Regions from separate parts of the Homo sapiens genome. Here region 1 is linked to region 2. A link is a contact called in ENCODE Hi-C or POLR2A ChIA-PET data. All regions are on one chromosome and are shown on one strand. The core of a region is the stretch at or near the end of the contact, and the rest is flanking DNA. Distances in the headings are between cores, read along the strand shown.

Region 1 (4,159 bases), core at 1,400-3,899, 53 kb before region 2:
GAGGAGAAAAATGAAAATAAGACCAAATTTTAGTAACCCTTGATAGTTCACCTAATAGTGGTAAACAGCCCTCTGTAGGACTTAAAGATAGACATTTTTGAAATGGAAACGTATTTTTTCCCTAAGAACTGGAGAAACGGCTTTCATCCCTAGAGCAGTTACTGGCCCTCCTTACTGGAGAACCTCCAGGCATGCCCAGCAGTAGGCCACAGCCACAGTGAGACTCTCTGATCTCTCCTGCCCCATCTCCTTCTGCCTCACAGCTGAGGGAAGTGAAGTCGAGGGAGATTTTTCCACAATTACTTGTTACAGCCTGTTAGCAGTGGGCCCTGGACTAAACCTAGGTTTCTTGGCTCCACGTTCAGGGCTGGTTCCTCTTCATCAATAGAGATGAAGTCATCAGCAGAAAGTTCACAGGCAGGGGAAGACCTAAGAGGTGGGGAATGTTTAACCTGCTGCTATAGAGGAGGGAATGCATGTTTGAGAGGTCAAGAAGGAAAGCCCTATTGGGAGGAGGGCTATTTGAGGTCAATTGCCTGGTTGGGACCCAGAAGCATCTGCTGGTAGTTTCCTAAAGCTAAAATGACAAGAGTTCAAAGGGGCATCAGATTCTAGGAAACACCTGAGGATGTCCCAGAAATGACTGGTCAGTCAAATCAGGGAGGACTGGTAGTTTTGGAGAAAGCAAATAGACTAAGTGACCATAGGTTAAAAGAAGGGCAAGGGCTGGGCATGGTGGCTCATGCCCGTAATCCCAGTACTTTGGGAGGCCGAGGCAGGCAGATCGCCTGAGGTCAGGAGTTCAAAACCAGCCTGGCCAACATGGTGAAACCCTATCTCTACTAAAAATACAAAAATTAACTGAGCATGGTGGTGGGCGCCTGTAATCCCAGCTACTCGGGAGGCTGAGACAGAAGAATCGCTTGAACCCCAGAGGCGAAGGTTGCAGTGAGCCGAGATCGTGCCATTGCACTCCAGCCTGGGTGACATAGCGAGACTCCATCTCAAACAAAACAAAACAACAACAACAAAAAAAACAAAACAAGGGCAAGAATGGGTTCTGTAAGAGTGGAGAGGGGATGGTAAGGAATGGTGACCAAAGGGTTGTTGAGAATCCTCAGCAGTCAATTCCAAGTTGACTCCTACATTATTGGAACAGGGAGCTTGTTGAAAATACAAATTTTCTTGCCTTGCATTAGACCAGCTGAAGGAGAGTCCCTGGGAGTGAGGCTCAGAAAGCTGTATTTTTAACAAGCTCATTAAGGGTGACTAAGGCAGATTTTACTCCACTGAGGTTAAAAGATAACTTATTGGGAGTCTTTTGCAGCTTTGTTGCCTTATCCAGGTTTCCTACTTTTATTGCCTATCTGATTCCCCATTAGGTGAGCAACAGATACCCCTGATAGCCTAGACATCCCGTGAGGCTGTTTTCAGGGATGCAGGGGAAGGCACGCAAGAGAAAAGCTCAAAGGCTGTGTCTTCCATCCTGTTTCATTAGTTTTAGTGCAAGAAGGAAGGGTGAGACCCTGGAAAAATGGTGTGGCAGCTAAGGGAGCAGGTGAATTAATCTCTGGACTGTGTGAAAAAAACTCAGGGAAATGTCAGAAACACTCATGGAGGATCTGGAAGGGTTGTTAGAGAGTTATTTGTGGAAGGAGTCCCATTAGTGAAAAAATCATTTGAGGAGCAAAGAGGAAGCACAACTCTGCCTTTCTCCCTGATTGAAGGAAGCAGGAGGAGTGGCTAAATGGGAATAGGACCATCTGGAAGAAGCTAGGATTCCATTAAAGGGGTACAGTGGGTAGGGTTGTTCTCCTTGGAATCAGATGTCCCGAGGCTATGGAAGGAGAGACTAGTCTGGAGTGGACTTTGAAAGGTCTGGAGCCGAGTTAGAGAGAGGTAAATTGAGGAGGTGCCTGCAGGGAAGGTTTTTTGCTTCATCACAGAAAATAAAGGAGTCTGGGGACTTGGCGGTGCGGCACACAAAGAGTGTAGGCTTGAGCGTCACACAGGTTCACACCCTGGCTCTGCCAGTCGCTAGCTGTAGGACCTTAGGCTGGGAAGGTAATCTCTCTGAGCCCAGCTTCCTCATTGGATTCCCACGTGAAGAGATTTTTCAGAGAACTAGTTAGCTTATGTAAAGTAAATTACATGTATAAGGCTGGGCATTCCAGTATGTGTGTTGGTGGTGGCCAGAAGAGGGAGCTAGGGAGAGGCATCTCTGCAGAGGGAGAGGGCAGTGCTGAGCCTGTGGACCTGTCTTCAGGGAGGCTCCAGGTGATCAGCTGGCATGAAGGTGTAGCTGCTGGGGGAGCTGCTGCAAGTTTGCCTCTGATTTCTTCCAGGCTAGGCTGTGACTCACACTGAGGGTTGGAGCTCCGGACATTTCTGGGGACTCTGTTACAACCACTTCCTGTTGTGCTGGAAGTTTCATACTGGAATCACTGAGCAGCCCACTGGATGACCCCTTTGCTGCTGGCCTTGGCAAACCCTACACCCTATGTGGCTGTGTTCAGGATGCCAGCTTTCTGCCCCCTTCTACTGTACGTGGCCCTGCTGTTTTAGGGGTGGCCACAGGGCCCAGGGAAGCAAGGAGGAACTGAGAATGCCAGGCTGGGGCCTAACCTCGTTCACACTGAGGCTGGCACTTCCTGCACTTAACGTACAGGCACACGTCCAACACGCGTGGATAGGCAGAGCCCTTAGGAAACATGAGGCACTCAGCCACAACTACCCCAAAATAGAAAAGCACAAACAAAAACAACGAAATGCTTTTGTTTTTAATTTGTACTCACTGCGGGTTGTATGCCTCAGACCAGCCCCACCTAAGGGGCTGGAGTGACATTTTTATGGATCCCTTGCACTACTTTTTTTATATGATTTTCTTTGCCATAAAAGGAAATAGTATTTCTCATCTCCCTTCCCTGCTTCCACCCCACCCCTGAGAAATTCCCCTACTTAGGGACAATCTCAATACTTAATAAGGCGGGAAGAGTAGAAAGGACTCACTGGAATCTACTTGAGCTTTTTGCACGCCCTTGCCTTCTTCCCACAAACTTTCTTCCACCCAGGGTTGGCATGCCAGCTAGAAATACTCTTCCATGCAATTGCCAAGTAATTCTGCCCATTATCTTCAGTATCATGCCCTTCCCTTTTTCCTTCACTCTGAGCAGATGCCCCCAGCCCCTGACTCACAGCATCCTCTAAGTCCTTCGCATCTGGACCTTCTGTTTCTGGCCTTTGGCTTCTAGTTTTATTGGCCTATGGCCCACTTATTCATTGTATGCTAGTATCCATGAATCTACCTATGCATTTTGGGTGACCTTAGGAATGGGCAAGATGATGAAATGATTTTGAGGCTAGGAAGTCAAGTTTTAAGAATATACTTTACTGGGGTACAAAAGTTGCAGTCTTGAAGATAATTTAATTCCAGCTCCTCGCCAGGGGGACAGTTAATTTACTACCCCCTTAACCCTTACTCCCATGCAAAATAGGTGAGAATGGACAAGAGAAGCTGGCCTCTTGCAAGGCCCCTAGGTGGAAAGAAGTGAAGTGGGAGGTGTGGGGCTTGCCCTGGCTGAGGGCCTGCATTTCTCCTTCTTTCCCTGCAGCCCTGGCCCGCCACCGCTACATGAAGCAGGCCCAGGCCCTAGGTCCTCAGATGATGGGAAAACCCCTGTACTGGGGGGCGGACAGGAGCTCCCAGGTTTCATCTTATCCAATGCACCCGCTGCTGCAGCGAGGTAAACTCTTCCAGAGATTTGGGATAGGGGAGGGCAGAGGGCAAGGGCGGGAACATGGGCTACATCAAGACCTCTGTGACCGATGCGGCAGGCATCTTCATGATGGAGATGGGAGGGATTCATGCTAACCAATGTCACATTTTGATGTCCTGATTCTGAGGTGTATGTTTTGGGCCATTTGTTCTATTGTCCTGTCCTTGTTTCCATTCAGATTTGTCCCTGCCGTCCAGCCTCCCGCAGATGCCAATGACCCAGACCACCAATCAGCCTCCCATCGCCAATGGTGTCCTGGAGTATTTGGAGAAAGAACTGCGGAACCTCAACCTGGCCCAGCCTCTGCCCCCTGACCTCAAAGGCAGATTTGGCCATCCCTGCAGCATGCTGTCCTCCCTGGGCTCTGAGGTCGTGGAACGCAG
Region 2 (4,766 bases), core at 1,475-3,974:
AACTCATACCAGAAAACTTTTCTTATCCTAGTCTTTGCTATTTCTAGAAAATTGCATCCTGATTCATCCTTACTACTTAGGACCAAATCTAGGAGTGAGCTTTTTTCTTTCTTTCTTTTTCTTTTCTTTTTCCTTCCTTCCTTCCTTCCTTCCTTGCTTCCTTCCTTCCTTCCTTCCTTTCTCTCTCTCTCTCCACCCCCCACCGCTTCTTTCATTTTGAGACAGGGTCCTATTGTCCAGGCTGGAGTACAGTGGTGTGATCATAGCTCATTGCAGCTTTAAGCACCTGGGCTCAAGGGATTGTTCTGCCTCAGCCTCCTGAGAAGCTGGGGTTGCAGGTGCACACCACCACACCCGGCTAATTTTTTTATTTTTATTTCTTGTAGAGAGGGGGTCTCATTATGTTGCCTAGAGTGGTCTTGAACTCCCGGCTTCAAAGAATCTTCCTGCCTTATCCTTGCAAAGAATTGAGATTACAGGTGTAAGGCACCACATCTGGCGCATTTCTTTCTTTTAAATTGTGTATCCAAACTACACTCAAATCTTGTCAGTTCTAGCTTAAAGTTTAATTCCAAGTCAAACCATTTCTCTCCACCTCCACTACTATCACCTTGTCCAAGTCACTACCATCTATTGCCTGAACTATTGCAAAAGCCTCCTAACTTAACTCCTTACTTCTTTTCCTTCCTGACTATAGATAATTCTCCCCTTAGCAGCCAAAGTGATCTTAAATGATCACATTATGTCACTCTCATGTTCTAAACTTCCAATGGTTTAACATGTCACTTAGAATAACATCAAAATGTCTTACAATGGTGACAGTCATATATGTCCATATATAGTCAGAGTCTTTAATATGCAAATGTTAAGAAAAACTCTATATTGCAGTTTCAGTCAATGACAGACCAAATATGTGATGGTGGTCCCATTAGATTATAATACTGCATTTATACCTCTTTTCCAATTTGTGTGTCCACATTTTTTCAAATGAATTATGTCATTCACTTTTTAAAAAATTGATACATAACAGATATAGACATTTTCAGAGCACATATGAATAATTTGATACATCTATATAATGTGTAAAGTTTTTTGTACCGTTTCTATGTTTAGATATGTTTAAGTATAAAAATACCATTGTGTTACAATTGCCTACAGCATTTAATACAGTAACATGCTGTGCAGGTTTGTAGCCTAGGAGAAACAGTCTACACCATATAGCTGGAGAAACAGTCTATACCATATAACTTAGATGTGTAGTAGGCTATACCATAGGTTTGTGTAAGTACACTCTATGATGTTTGCATAATGACAAAATTGCCTAACAATGCATTCCTCAAATGTATCCCTGTCATTAAGTGATAAGTGCTAGAATGTAAGCCCACATTATGATGTAGTTTCCAAAAACAACTCATGTTACCTTACACTGCATTAACAGAAGTGCATTGTTTGAAGAAAGGCAGGTGCTAGTTCTTCCAGTCAGACTACTTTGGAATGTTATATTTGACTCCAGGCACTTCATATTAAGATATCTTAATATTAATTGCTGTATTTCAGATAAAGAATGTTTTTCAGAAGACAGAAAGTAGGATGGTAAAAGGACAAATTATGCCTGGTGAGGAACCATTACAGGAACCGAGAATCTTTACCTTGAATACTTGATGATTAGGGAAGAGCCATGAAAGTTCTCCCCAAATAGCTAAACATCTGCCACATGAAAAAGGGGGTATACATATTCTTTTCTTTTTTTTTTTAGATGAAGTCTCACTCTTGTCCCCCAGGCTAGAGTGTGATGGCGTGATCTCGGCTCATTGCAACCTCTGCCTCCCGGGTTCAAGCAATTCTTCTGCTTCAGCCTCCCGAGTAGCTGGGATTACAGGCACCTGCCATCACACCTGGCTAATTTTTGTACTTTTAGTAGAGACACGGTTTCACCATGTTGGCCAGGCTGGTCTCGAACTCCTGACCTCAGGTGATCCACCTGTCTCAGCCTCCCAAAGTGCTGGGATTACAGGCATGAGCCACTGTGCCTGGCCGGCTGTTATACTTATTCTTGTTAGCTACAGGGGAAAAAAAACAATGGTAGGAGGTTTCAGAGAGGAAGCTCAGCACTTACAAGGAAGAACTGCTCAACAGTTTTTTCCAAACCAATGTTCTGCAGCGTACATGTTAATTTAAACAAGGTATCTTGTGTCTTTACTGCAGGATATCTCAGAGTCTTTAATATGCAAATGTTAAGAAAAGGATACAGTATGCCACATTTCCCAAACTTATTTGTCCATAGACACTTCTATTTACAGAACTGTGTTAATGTCTCTTGAAACAATGGTCATAGAACAGTTTGGGTTAAAGCTATTTAAAAATGAACAGGCTGTCTTCTAAAGGAGTAGGGTCAGGTTCACATCAAGATATCTGGAAAAACTGGTTGGTCTGGCTGCCGCTCTTATATTTCTGAAATGCTTGTCATTAAAACTGAAGTATATAAAGTTTGGGCACTTAGAGCAATTTCTCTTACCTGTTAACAGTAACATTATCTGTTAATATTAACAGGTGCCTGTTAACATGAACATTGTTACGTATTAACATTAACAGTATGAGACCCAACACTGTTCTACATGAGAATAATGTTTTAAAACCAATGGAAATGAAGCTCTCTAGAACAGTGATTCTGAACTTTTTTCCTAGTAACACACTGCACAGTCGTGCCATTCCCGTGTCTGTCCTCTGATTCATTCATTGTGTATGAGGTAATGTTTCTCAATTTTTTTTCATGACCATACACATACACAAACAAAACCCTCATGCTCTACCATCCCTACTCCCACAAATTTTGATAGGAACCTCACATAGGACCATGCTCCTCTATTGACATTTCCATTTTAGAACCTCAAACCTAGAGCATTAATGTAACTTTTTTTGAATAAAAAGAAAATTTCTAGGCTTCAAGGCAGAAATGGTATTTAAAACTTATGGGAAAAGTAAATCAGGAAAACAACATCAAAAAGGAACTACTTTGATATTTTTGAGGCTAAATGGAAACATTAATAAAGGAAGTTGGACTTATAGAAACATTGTTGTTATTGAATATTTGCTGCAATAAGCAAGACAAGGTGTAATAATAAGAAAAAGCTGGATCAGCAAGGTTGACAAGACAAGGTTGCAAATTATAATTATTGTTTATACAACTGTTCACTGAAGGGCATAGACCAGCGCCATAGAGGCTAAGAAGAATGTACTCTGTAAAAGAATGACTGGCTCTTCAGGATTTCTACAACTTACACCTGTTCCTGTTCTCCAGAACAATGTTTACTAATGCTTACTATCTCTAATCTGGTTTCCATGATCTATCCATACTGAGAAAGGAGGGTTTGGATAAGTAAATAAAATACTATCATAATCAGAGAGATATAACTTCTCCTGTGTTTTAATAAAATGGCATTCTGCTTCCTACCATCTATATTGACAAATTTACTAAAGTCATATCAAACCTAGAGAGCTGACAAGCCAGGCCCTGGCTGGACCAGATCACATCATACATACCAATTCTTGAGGCCCCTGTGAATAGCATAATTACATTGCTTATAAAAAAAAAAACTTGAAATACCATTTCTTTGTTATTCTGCAATTTTGCCTCTAAATCAGCACCTCAAAAATTAGGGCCATCAGTCCTAAATGGCAGTTACCTATAAAGGAATTCCCATAACTTTGCATACCCACAGAGAATGATCTCCATTATACGTGTGTATTTTCATGGTCATTTGGAGACACCAGGCCAGCTCCAGCAACACTGCACAAGTTTTAATGAGTTCACTGATGGACGGGCAGACATAGAGTCTCTGGGGCCTTGTTTAAAGATGTACTGGAAAACCAGTCCTGGAACTTCTGTCATTGGAGAAAGGTGGAGGAGATCAGCTCTGATATGCTGCTATCTCTCTTGTCTAATCCAGTAGAAGAAAAAAAATGCTTCAAGACAGGGCCAGGAATTGGGGTCAGGACAGAATCTAGGGAGTCATCAGAGTTTTGTCTTCTTGGTCTCTAGTTTGATCATGTTCCCCTGGATGTGAGGAATGTGCTTATCTGCTGGACCCCGCATATCCTCTGTCTTTACAGGAACATAGTAGTAGCCCATGATGGAGAAGATCAGGCAGATCACCAGCAGGAGGCAGGAAAACAAAATGAATTCGGCCCACTGCAGGGGGAAATAAATATGAGAAGAATATGGAGAAACCTGAAACTAAAGAGATCTTTACAGGATGAGGAGTGGGGAGCAGACTGACCTGGGATCACCAGTTTAACCAGACTTTTGCTGGACAAAGACTGGGTTCACTGGCCTCTCCTCACATAGGTATATTGTAGTCATTATTGCCACTTACATATGTCTATTTTCCTGGTAAAGTCTGTATATCTAACCCATTTCATGTCACAGCACTGAATGGGGAATGTGGGAAGCAGAGAGATGGGGGAAAGGGAGAAGAGAAAGCTGGAGGAAAAACTTGAGTAGAAATGAATCCTGCTTCCCTCAGATCCATACCTGTACCAGGCCACTGAACTGTGCCACAACAAGCACGATGATATTCCCAACTGCAATTGTCAATAGCCAAGCTGCCTGGAGCACAGATTTCATGCTAGAGGGAGCCTGGGGATGACACAAGTTTGAAAGTAAACAAACCCCCTTCACTGCCCTCATGCCCCATGCATCCAGGAAACTTCTCCCACAAAAGCTTCCAAGTTAGAACTTCTCTTATTAAGTTCAGCTATCACATTGA

The links. Hi-C counts contacts between places; a loop is a spot of excess contacts on that map. ChIA-PET counts read pairs that join two places held with the same protein, here RNA polymerase II (POLR2A). Pooled maps may share reads with other maps.
Region 1: a loop to region 2 is called in a map of PC-3, with 3 times the contacts of the local background. The contact joins two enhancer-like sites. A Hi-C loop is called at or near these places in 3 of 168 maps with a recorded cell type or tissue (Caco-2, Calu3 and PC-3), 1 of 37 single-sample maps with no recorded cell type and 3 of 50 pooled maps. POLR2A ChIA-PET finds 5 or more read pairs at or near these places in 4 of 52 experiments (A673, Caco-2, H1 and 1 more).

The regions. Positions count from the first base shown.
Region 1 is chr3:121,993,766-121,997,924 of GRCh38, reverse strand. ILDR1 (immunoglobulin like domain containing receptor 1) reads left to right here. Exons shown (of 8, transcript NM_001199799.2): 6 at 3,612-3,743; 7 at 3,955-4,159. Among named protein-coding and RNA genes, the nearest start is that of ILDR1, 26 kb to the left of the region's middle. RefSeq lists enhancers at 290-399, 430-509, 2,269-2,563. Within about 2 kb of position 2,649, at least 24 of the 41 ENCODE cell types and tissues checked have a DNase peak (open chromatin) inside an H3K27ac peak, as active enhancers do; they include PC-3, where a contact is called at or near this core.
Region 2 is chr3:121,940,254-121,945,019 of GRCh38, reverse strand. It overlaps SLC15A2 (solute carrier family 15 member 2), which reads right to left. Exons shown (of 22, transcript NM_021082.4): 21 at 4,532-4,636; 22 at 832-4,189. The coding sequence ends at 4,013. Among named protein-coding and RNA genes, the nearest start is that of SLC15A2, 48 kb to the right of the region's middle. Within about 2 kb of position 2,724, at least 5 of the 41 ENCODE cell types and tissues checked have a DNase peak (open chromatin) inside an H3K27ac peak, as active enhancers do; they include PC-3, where a contact is called at or near this core.